2 separate regions of the Homo sapiens genome follow, and region 1 is linked to region 2. Evidence: chromatin loops called from intact Hi-C (ENCODE). Cell type or tissue: heart right ventricle. All regions are shown on one strand. Each heading gives the region's core, and the rest is flanking DNA. Links, peaks and the distances in the headings are about the cores only. Region 1 overlaps LOC105374618 (a long non-coding RNA gene). Region 2 has its middle 260 kb from the start of CTD-2194D22.4.

The links. Hi-C counts contacts between places; a loop is a spot of excess contacts. Peaks named below come from ENCODE experiments on the same cell type or tissue, not always from the same donor. Only the 100,000 strongest peaks of a DNase experiment are listed, where the experiment ranks them.
Region 1: it touches region 2 in a loop (3-fold over the local background); 3 of 110 quality-filtered maps call a loop at or near these places.

Annotation. Positions count from the first base shown.
Region 1 is chr5:1,973,621-1,978,995 of GRCh38, reverse strand. The region is part of intron 2 of LOC105374618 (a long non-coding RNA gene); the gene reads right to left. Among named protein-coding and RNA genes, the nearest start is that of CTD-2194D22.4, 89 kb to the right of the region's middle. RefSeq lists an enhancer at 4,818-5,317. In heart right ventricle, for the core only: a CTCF peak has its summit at 2,888 (motif pointing left); no DNase peak of the experiment used is centred there.
Region 2 is chr5:2,142,476-2,147,850 of GRCh38, reverse strand. No RefSeq gene overlaps it. Among named protein-coding and RNA genes, the nearest start is that of CTD-2194D22.4, 260 kb to the right of the region's middle. RefSeq lists enhancers at 577-1,076, 1,771-2,270, 2,271-2,772, 3,417-3,950. In heart right ventricle, for the core only: no CTCF peak of the experiment used is centred there; no DNase peak of the experiment used is centred there; H3K27me3 peaks cover 1,526 bases.

The sequences.
Region 1 (5,375 bases), core at 99-5,098, 170 kb after region 2:
CAGTGTGAGAACGGACTAATACATATTATTTACAAATATTTTCTCTCATTTGATAGGTTATGTTTTCACCTTCTTAGTAGTGTCCTTTGATTCACAAAAGCTTTTTATTTTGGTGAAGTCCAAATTATCCATTGTTTTGTGGTTTTGACTATGCTTTCAGTGTTACATTTAAGAAACCATAGTCTGATCCAAGGTCACAAAAATACACCTATGTTTTCCTATAACAGTTTCATATTTTTAGCACTTATATTTAAGTCTTTGTTCTATTTTAAGTTGACTTCTTATTTGGTGTGAGATAGGGATACACAATTGTTGTTTTGCATATGGATATCCAGTTGTTCAGTACTTTATTATCATTATTATTATTATTATGAGCCTACATCAGGCTTTGCCCCAGCACTATTTATTAAAAAGTCTGTTTTCCCCCAATGAATGGTCTTAGCACCATTGTCAAAAATCAATTGGTCATACATGTATGAGTTTATTTCTAGAATCTCAATTCTATTTCCTTGCTCTGTATGTCTATCTTGTGTCAGTACCATACTGTTTTAATTACTGTAGCTGTGTAGTAAGCTTTGAAATTGGGAAGTGTTAGCCCTCCAATTTTGTTCTCTTTTTATACATTGTTTTAGTTATTCATGGTTCCTTGCAATTCCATACACATTTTGGAGTTAGTTTTTCCATTTCTGGAAAAAAAAAAGCCCATTGAAATTTTAATAGTGATCAATTGGTCACTTTGGGGAATATTGTCATCTTTACAACATTAAGTCTCCAATCCATGAATATAGGATGTCCTTCCACTTATTGAAGTCTGTTTTACTTTCTTTCAACAATATTTTATAGTTTTGAGTGTATAAGCCTTGCATCTCCTACGCTGAATTTATTACTGAGCACTTTATTTTTGATGTTACTGTAAACAGAATTGTTTTTATAATTTCCTTTCTGGATTGTTCATTGCTAATAGTATAGAAATAAAACTGATTTAGGTATGTTGATCATGCAACCTTTCTGAACTCATTTATTAGTTCTAATAGGTTTTCACAGATTTCTTTAGGGGTTTCTACATGCAAGATTATGCGATCTGTGAGTAGAGAAAGTTTCGTTTCCTCCTTTCCAATCTGGATGCCTTTTATTTCTTTTTCTTGCCTAATTGCCCTGGCAAGAACTCTAGTACAATGTTGAATAGAAGTGGTGAGAATAAACACTCATCTTTCTCCTGACCTTAGGAGTTATGTTTTCAGGCTTCCAACACTGAGTGTGATGTTAGCTGTGGATTTTTCATATACTGCTTTTATTACATTGAAGTAATGACGGAGAAAATGATGCCGTGGTCTTAGGTCTCTGGTAAACAGTTGTCTAAACTCTTAAAAAGCAGAATTTTTTTTAATTGTCAATATGTCATTAACTGTGAGAAAAAAATCCTGTGCTAGATTTAGATAATTTAGGTGTTAAAACATGTATCACTTGACTTCCCCAAATGTCCCTCCAAAAGATGAGTCCACAACAGGACTAACTCTGATGCTCCACAATGGTGCGCCAATTTAAGAACCTTTCTAGCAAATGAGGCCCTAAGAAGACATAGGTCATCTCAGGAGCCAAGAAACATTCACTGAGTATCTTAGAAAGATTGTTTTAGAAAGCAGTCTAGACTCCAGTCTTATCAATCCCAATCCTTAAATGCTGAACAGATAACTCATTGCTTTATTCATTTACTCATTCACCCAACAAATGTTAGTCAATCTCCAAGTAGTATCTCAGGCACTGAGGATCCAAAGGGAAATGAATAGGCCCCCACCCCAAGGTGCCCAGTGTTCTTGGGGGCGAGCTTGAAGCGCACTGAGATGCAATCTGAAATGAGTGAGAGAAACAGCAACAATGCAGCTTATGGCACTCACAGATTCCAGGGGAGGAGTGGGTAGCCAGCCATTCACTCACTCACTCAGCAAGTACTGCTACGGTCAGTATAATAAAGCTCAAGATGCTACTGTCAACCAGTGGGGTGCATGGACCAATAAACAGGTGGCAACCGGTATGATCAATCAGTGGCAGAGCACAAGGAGCCCCCTTTTTGTACTATTTAGTTTTTTGGAGATCAGGGAAAGAGAATTGGAGGAATCACCAAAAAATAAATGTGAAGGCCATTGAGGGAACTGAGAACACGTGAATTAGTAGGGCGTTGGCAAACCAATGGTCAGGACATCTCTAGGATAAAATTCCATTCCCAGCCACTTGAGAAAAGCTAGGGATTTAAATACCAAGCATGAGACGTGTTCTCACAGGACCCAGAGCAGCCTGTTGAGATGGGGGCCAGGAGGGATCATCTCTACTTTGCAAATGAAAACCAGAAATCAGAAAACAAATCCAAGGGAATCGATCCAGCTCTTAGATGTGTCTTCAACACCAATTTTACCTCCACCACTCATAATCTCCCTCCACCAAGCCCTTGTTTGAAACGTGGCCATTGCAGTGGTAAGAATTGGGTAGTGCTGGATCCTGACACGATTCACCCAATCTCCTCCTCACTCTATCACCCAGCCAGGAGCGGAGGAGAAAGACAAGTCACCACCCTACTCAATGACCGCCAGTGCTTCTCAAGCTTATCTTGGGGATAGTGGTTGATCTCTCAGCTTGAAGTACATGGTGGGTTCCGTGAACGACACACGTTTCTTTTATTCTTTACTGGTTGCATTTCGACTGTCTAATTTATTTTAGTACCACTTTAATTTCTTTCAGGCCCTGGGCCTGTGCTAATCTGCGTTTCCAAAGTTAGAAGACATTTATTTATGAACTGACAAATTGTTATTATTCTTTTTCTTTCTTTTGGGTTCTTAAAGAACCATAACTAGAGGCAGAAGTTAGTTTGAAGAGCATATTCCCAGAGCACCCCCTGCTGTCAAAGAAAAAAAAATCAACAGCCACCTATGGGCCAGGAGTGAAGTCTTGAGGCACAGAGTGAAAATGAGACCTTGGGAAAATTAACTTGCATTCAAGAACCTAGAAAAGGAGATGTTATCACAGCAAGCATGTTCTTTCTATGACGACTTAACCTTCAATCTTGATCCTCCACTGTTTTACTGTCTGATTGATAACCTGATAGACTTGCTCAATGTATTTATTTAGTCTTTGCTAATAAAGTATTAAGTGCACTTTAAATAAGACAACTTTTCCCCATGCTTGCATATCCTTTGTACTGGTGAGAGTAGGTGAACTGCTAGAACAAACAGACACAAAACGTTCATGATTTAACATGCAAAACTTTACTTCTCTCCCCATTCCCAGAGCATTGTGTTGGAAGAGGTGAGGGTCTCGGCTCCACGCAGTCATTTGGGGCCCCTGGGTCTGTGGCACTGCCATCTTTAACGCATGGCATCCAAATCTACCATGGACTAGAACAGTAAAAAGAACAGATTATTTAAGCTGGAGGTAGCTTCCATCTCGCCCACCAACACAGGCTTGGGCAGAACTCACAGGTGCAAGGAGACCTTGGGCTGTAATTTGGCTGTGTGCCCAGGAAAAGGAGAAACACGGCATTAGAGAGCAACGACATTCTCTGCCAGTTTCCTGTTGTAAAACTCTTTCAAATTTCCACGCCTTCTCTTAGGTGATCTAATCCAAATCTGAACTGGCCCACTTGTCCATAAACATGGCAAAAACTTAGAAGCTGCTGAGCCCTGCCCACCCAGCTCCTCTTCTTCCTCTACCAAGAAGCTAAAGAGACACAGGTCTGAGGGTGGAAACACAGTGATGGCTTTGGTGGTGGTTTCTGGAAGGGGTTCTTGTCTGAGGTTCAGGGCACCTTCCCCTTCCTGATTCTCTCTGGCGCTGGGGTGCATGCCTTGCCTAGGATGCTTGATAGGAGTTCCAGCTGCAAAGCACATTGCTACAGCGCATGCTGACTGTGTGTACCTGAAACCGTGGTTTCCTGGCGCTCTTTGAGAAAGAAGCTTCCAGCAAAGAAGTTTCAGGTCCCAAGTTCATGGGGATGATTGGATCCCACCCCTTTCACTGAAGCCCACTGGACTGTAAGCTGTCAGAAGGCAGGTGCTGGTCTCCTGAGCTTCTTTGCGTGGGGCTGCATGGCAGCTGAGACGTCTGGAGCGGAGCTAATCGTTAATGGGTGAAGGTGGCGTGTACTCCCAGGACGCCCCGGGGAGCCCATTAAGCTGCTTCATTGGCTGCTTTTACTTGGATATGTCAGGTCTCATCCATCTATTCCAACTCTGCTCACTACATCCAGGGGCTGAGAAATCGCTCAATCGCCAGACGTCTTCCATTGCTCATTCTTGCACAATTTGCCCCGTGATTATATCCAGCGATGCAAATAGCCAAGCTCTGAGACAGGAAAGTTCTGAATGTGGTCGAGGGCGCTTGACTTGGGACTCTGCTTCTCTTGTAAATTTATTGTTTTTATGGAGATTGTATTAAAATATTAGAACATAATTCAAAGGGGCAAGGCTCACTAAAACAACTGATAAGTAGGGAGATAGCCATGTTTTCTGACCTTCAAATTGTTATCACAAAATATTTTAGATTTAACTTTCCTAAAAATCTGCATGAACTTAAAAGTTCCTGAAGAGGTTGCTTGGTAAAAGACTATTAGGAGGAAAGCCAGACCGTGCCTGAAGAGTAAAAACTAAAACTCCGTGAATCATCTCACAGGCAGCAAGACCCTGCTTGCTTAACGATGAACTTAACGAAGAACCCGGCCACCCTAACCAACACCCCAAGAATACAAAGGAAGAATTCTACCTTTTTTGAGTGAGTGTTTTTTCTAATGTCCTAAGGATACCTCATTAGGTGCTTTGTAGTATCTGATAGGACAGATACTGCAGTGTTTTTTCTTGCTGTCTTTCCAGAATTCCCTGGAGATATCGTGAAGTTAATTACAAACATAATTTCAAAAATTACATGATCTGGGCACTGCCCCTCCCCTCAGCTGAAAGCCAGTGTGGACCAGCCTTCTTTGGCTGGTGTAGACGGTGTTCAAGTCACAACTAAATCGCGCCTTCCTCCTCCGCCTCTGCTCTCCTTCCCTCCTTGTTTAATTGCAGCGTTGCTGCCAAACCGCTTTTGAAATATACCTCCACTCTCAGCACGTCCCAGATGAAGCAGGTTTAATGAATTGGTTTGCAGGGAGACTTGAATGAGTCACCAGCACCTGGGGCCCCAGGGATGCTGCATCAGATAATCACTCATTGTTGCTTTCTGATGCCAGAAAGAAACCAAGAAAACAGTTCACATTCAGAAGAAAGGATGGCTCGGCAGATGGAAACAGGCGCTGGCGGAGCTGTCGGCCACTCACAACGGGCAGAGCCCAGCCCGCGGGAGCTGGACCGGGATCAGATGTTACACACTGTGTGGGTGCTGCTTTCTTC
Region 2 (5,375 bases), core at 319-5,318:
GGGACTGCCCCAGGTGTGGGCTGTTCCTGCAAACCTGAGGGTCGTGTAAATCCTGGGGAGGAAATGAATGGGAGAATTAAAGTCTCCTGTAGTTCAGGAGGTGGGGCTCAGAGCCACAGCAATGAGGCCAGGCGCGGTGGCTCAAACCTGTAATCCCAGCACTTTGGTAGGCCAAGGCGGGCCGAGGTCAGGAGTTCGAGACCAGCTAGGCCAACATGGTGAAACCCTGTCTCTACTAAAAATACAAAAATTAGTCTGTAATCCCAGCTACTTGGGAGGCTAAGACAGGAAAATCACTGGAACCTGGGAGGCAGAGGTAGCAGGGAGCCTAGATTGCACTCCATTCTGGGTGACAGAGCAAGAGTCCATCTCAAAAAAAAAAAAAAAAGTCATTGAGAAGATTCTAGGAGCTGAGCCTTGGTGGCACTGGGGCTGAGAAACAGGTGCAGTGGTGATGTGGGGACCCAGGTGAGAGTTGAGAAGGTGGCGTTTGGAGGGATGGTTCAGCGGGAGTGGGCTGAGCCTCATCAGGGAAGAGACATAGAAGGATGTGGTTCTGCGGACATGGCGTGTGGAATAGGAGACACAGTCAAGGCCAACTCCAGCTGACTTGGGGCACGCACATGCTCTGCAGGGGTAGTTCCTCTCATCCTCTCACCAAGAAAACTCAGCACCAGAAAGAGAAGAGGTTTGTGGAAAAGACAACAAGTTTACTCTGGGATGTGTTAATGCAATGGGCTGCATGTGTTCACCCCTCCCCAAATCCATGTGTTGAAATCCGAATCCCCAACATGATGGTGAGGAGGTGGAGGCTCTGGGAAGTGATTAGGTCATGATGGTGAGGAGGTGGAGGATCTGGAAGTGATCAGGTCCTGATGGTGAGGAGGTGGAGGATCTGGAAGTGATTAGGTGGTGATGGTGAGGAGGTGGAGGATCTGGAAGTGATTAGGTCGTGATGGTGAGGAGGTGGAGGATCTGGGAAGTGATTAGGTCGTGATGGTGAGGAGGTGGAGGATCTGGAAGTGATTAGGTCGTGATGGCGAGGAGGTGGAGGATCTGGGAAGTGATTAGGTCGTGATGGTGAGGAGGTGGAGGATCTGGGAAGTGATTAGGTCGTGATGGTGAGGAGGTGGAGGCTCTGGGAAGTGATTAGGTAGTGATGGTGAGGAGATGGAGGATCTGGAAGTGATTAGCTCATGATGGTGAGGAAGTAGAGGATCTGGAAGTGATTAGGTCGTGATGGTGAGGAGGTGGAGGATCTGGAAGTGATTAGGTCGTGATGGTGAGGAGGTGGAGGCTCTGGGAAGTGATTAGGTCGTGACGGTGAGGAGGTGGAGGATCTGGAAGTGATTAGGTCGTGATGGTGAGGAGGTGGAGGCTCTGGGAAGTGATTAGGTCGTGATGGTGAGGAGGTGGAGGATCTGGAAGTGATTAGGTGGTGATGGTGAGGAGGTGGAGGATCTGGAAGTGATTAGGTCGTGATGGTGAGGAGGTTGAGGATCTGGAAGTGATTAGGTCGTGATGGTGAGGAGGTGGAGGATCTGGAAGTGATTAGGTCGTGATGGTGAGGAGGTGGAGGATCTGGAAGTGATTAGGTCGTGATGGTGAGGAGGTGGAGGATCTGGAAGTGATTAGGTCGTGATGGTGAGGAGGTGGAGGATCTGGAAGTGATTATGTCGTGATGGTGAGGAGGTGGAGGATCTGGAAGTGATTATGTCGTGATGGTGACGAGGTGGAGGATCTGGAAGTGATTAGGTCGTGATGGTCAGGAGGTGGAGGATCTGGGAAGTGATTAGGTCGTGATCGTGAGTAGGTGGAGGATCCGGGAAGTGCTTAGGTCGTGATGGTGAGGAGGTGGAGGACCTGGGAAGTGATTAGGTCGTGATGGTGAGGAGGTGGAGGATCTGGGAAGTGATTAGGTCGTGATGGTGAGGAGGTGGAGGATCTGGAAGTGATTAGGTCGTGATGGTGAGGAGGTGGAGGATCTGGAAGTGATTAGGTCGTGATGGTGAGGAGGTGGAGGATCTGGAAGTGATTAGGTCGTGATGGTGAGTAGGTGGAGGATCCGGGAAGTGATTAGGTCGTGACGGTGAGGAGGTGGAGGATCCGGGAAGTGATTAGGTCGTGATGGTGAGGAGGTGGAGGATCCGGGAAGTGATTAGGTCGTGATGGTGAGGAGGTGGAGGATCTGGAAGTGATTAGGTCGTGATGGTGAGGAGGTGGAGGATCTGGAAGTGATTAGGTCGTGATGGTGAGGAGGTGGAGGATCTGGAAGTGATTAGGTCGTGATGGTGAGGAGGTGGAGGATCTGGAAATGATTAGGTCATGATGGTGAGGAGGTGGAGGCTCTGGACGTGATTAGGTCGTGATGGTGAGGAGGTGGAGGATCTGGAAGTGATTAGGTCGTGATGGTGAGGAGGTGGAGGATCTGGAATTGATTAGGTCGTTTTGGTGACAAGGTGGAGGATCTGGAAGTGATTAGGTCGTGATGGTGAGGAGGTGGAGGATCTGGAAGTGATTAGGTCGTGACGGTGAGGAGGTGGAGGATCTGGAAGTGATTAGGTCGTCAGGGTGCAGCCCTCCTGAATGGGATTAGTGCCCTTAAACCAGAGGCCCCAGAGGCATCCCTGGCTCCTTCCACTATGAACCAGAAAGTGGGACCTCACCAGACTGCAAGTCTGCTGGATGATTTCATCTTGGGCTTCTCATCCTCCAGAGCTGTGGGCAATAAATTTCCATTATTTATCAGCTACTTGGCCTACATATTCTGTTATAGCCACCAGATGGACTAACAGTTGAGTTTATAAATCTATAAACATCTTCTTCTAGAGGCTGAAGTCCAGGTTGGGGCATCAACCTATGAGACAGCTTGCAACTGCTGTGGCTGGACAACCTGTGGTGCCAGAGCTTCTCAGCCCGGCATTCTCAAACCACGTGGTGGTGCAGGGCTGAGGAAGCCACGGGCATACTCCAGCCTCATGTAGGGAGCCTCCTACCATAGGTGGTTTTGCAAAGGGATTTTCTCCAGCCTCACAGAGGGAGCCTTCTCCGAGAGGTGGTTTTGCGGAGGGACTCTGGGTTTGCCTCCTTTTGCTGGGCTTGCACTTCTCTTTGTCCTCCCGGGTCTGTTACTCCATCTCCTTCCAGGGTTGGGCTTTTTCTGAACACCTGGCTGTGCACATGCATGCTAGGACTCCATAACCTGCTCCACTCAAAAAGGAGAAGAGATTCAGAGCCTGTGGGTGGAACAGGGCTGCTGACCAGGTGAGGTGTCCTGGCGTGGGATGGAGGAGAACCCCAGCCGGGCAGCATGGAGAGATTTGGAGAAATCCAACACGTGTGGGCGTGAGGTTAAAACCCTCCTCTGTGCCACACAACAGCCGAGTCATGATTGCTCATACATGATCCTGGGCAGGTGCACTCTCGCTGGAATGTGTCTGTTGAGGGAGAGGGAGGTGGGGTGCATTGGTGGGATCAGCACCTGTGGCCTCAGAAGACTGTCACCTGGTTCTCTGTCACCCAGTGGCTTCCCAAGGAAATGAGCTGCTCATGTTGAATCCTAGAATAGCCACTTGCACGTAGGTTATATCTCTATAAACAAACAGCAAACAGGGCTCTGCTGGCTGCTTTTCTTATAGCACCATCTATGGCCTGCAGGCTTCAAGGACAGCCATTGTCTCTCAGGCAGCCCTCCTGTGGGTCACCTGATGGTCGGAAGGAGGGGTGAGCCCCGGATTCAGTAGCCGTCAGTGTGAGATCACAGGTGCCACTCAAGGATCTTCCCAGGTCGATTACTCCATCTCCTTCCAGGGTCAGAGTGGTGGGGAGAGGCCTTTCCACCAGAATATCTGTTGTGGCAGTGCTTCATGGCTTCCACATTGTGAAATGCCACCCATTCTGACCCTTCAAAGAAGTCACTTTGCTACAAACGAAGAGCAGGTGGTTTAAGCAGATTGAGTGATGCATGGGCGGGTGCCGAGGTCTCGGAGCAAGGCTTCCGTGCTCTGGGTGGAGCTCGCCAGCTCTGAACATGGGTCTGTGGGGGTCAAGCACTCAGATCTGAGGGGCCGGGCAAGGTGCAGGGCTGAGGAGACACAAGAGTGTTCATCACTGACAGAAAAAAAAAAAAAAGATAAAGAATTGAATCTAAAAATGTAGAGGTGGCTAAAAAAATTATGGAATATTCAGGCACTTAGGTGTTATATAATTACTTTAAAACAGTATTTTAAATTATAAATGTATAATTTATAATTATAAAACAATAAAATGGCACTCATAAAGTTCAATGAAATAAATGACAGAAATGTTTAAATTGGGCATGTTCTAACTTCTATAATGCTTATATGTTTACATTTTTTACATGGAAAAATAGAAGAAATATTTGTATTTACACCTGCAGATATTAGTGTGCTCTTATTTTTATCATTATGCTTTTCCCTAATATTTAAATATTCAACAAATGTTATTTTTAAAACAAAAAATAACTTAGAAAAAAGAAAGGGGAGGAGCGGGCGTGGGTGTGAGGCTGTGGTTCCCATCGGCCACTGCACGGTGCCCGGCCGGTCGTTGAAGTATGATTCTGCCCTGGTTCAGCTCAGCCTCACAACACTCCCAGGAACCTCAGTGCATGGCGACAGAGCAAACCTCAGTGCATGTAGGGGCCTGGCATGGGGGAAACGCTCCGCACGTGGACACCAGAACATTCTATGAGGATGGTTTGTGGATTCTCCACTTAGGGAGGAGACTCAGATGTGGAGGAATGAGGGTCTGGGGCTGCCTGTAGGTCCCCAGGGGCTCCAGTCCAGAGCTGAGGCTCCCTCTGTAGCTCACCCTTGTTTTGAGTGACGCCCACAAGGTAGGTGCACCGAGCTGGGGCAGGAAAGAGCTGAATCCCATGTTTGCTGCATTATTGTCTGAACATTTTGGCAGGAGAAAAATCGTTAGCACCCCTTTCTGAAAGCTGTGATTTTAGCATGGAGCTCCATCCCCGGAAGCTGGAGCTCCCCAAGCCCACTCCTGTCTGCATCCAGGCTGCAGCTGACGGAATTGCAGAAAACACACAGGGAAGAAGGTGATTGCCGGGGGTGCCGGGACATCAGAACCCAGCCACACTCGGAGCCTCGCAGATTCCAGAGTGGCTTCAAAACCTGAGGCGGGAAAGGCGTGGGAAAGCACTGATGTGGTGGTCCTCCCCTGCCATGCAGCTCTCACCACGGCCTCTCTGTTAGGCAGCCTGGTGTCCCCATGCCAGCGACATCGGCAAGATGGGAATGTCCAGAGGAAATGTCACCTTCCGTCCTCAAATAGCAAACAAACAAAAAAAGCTGCTCAACACTCTTAGTTGTGCTTCCTCAGCTCAGAAACAAAGAAGGACT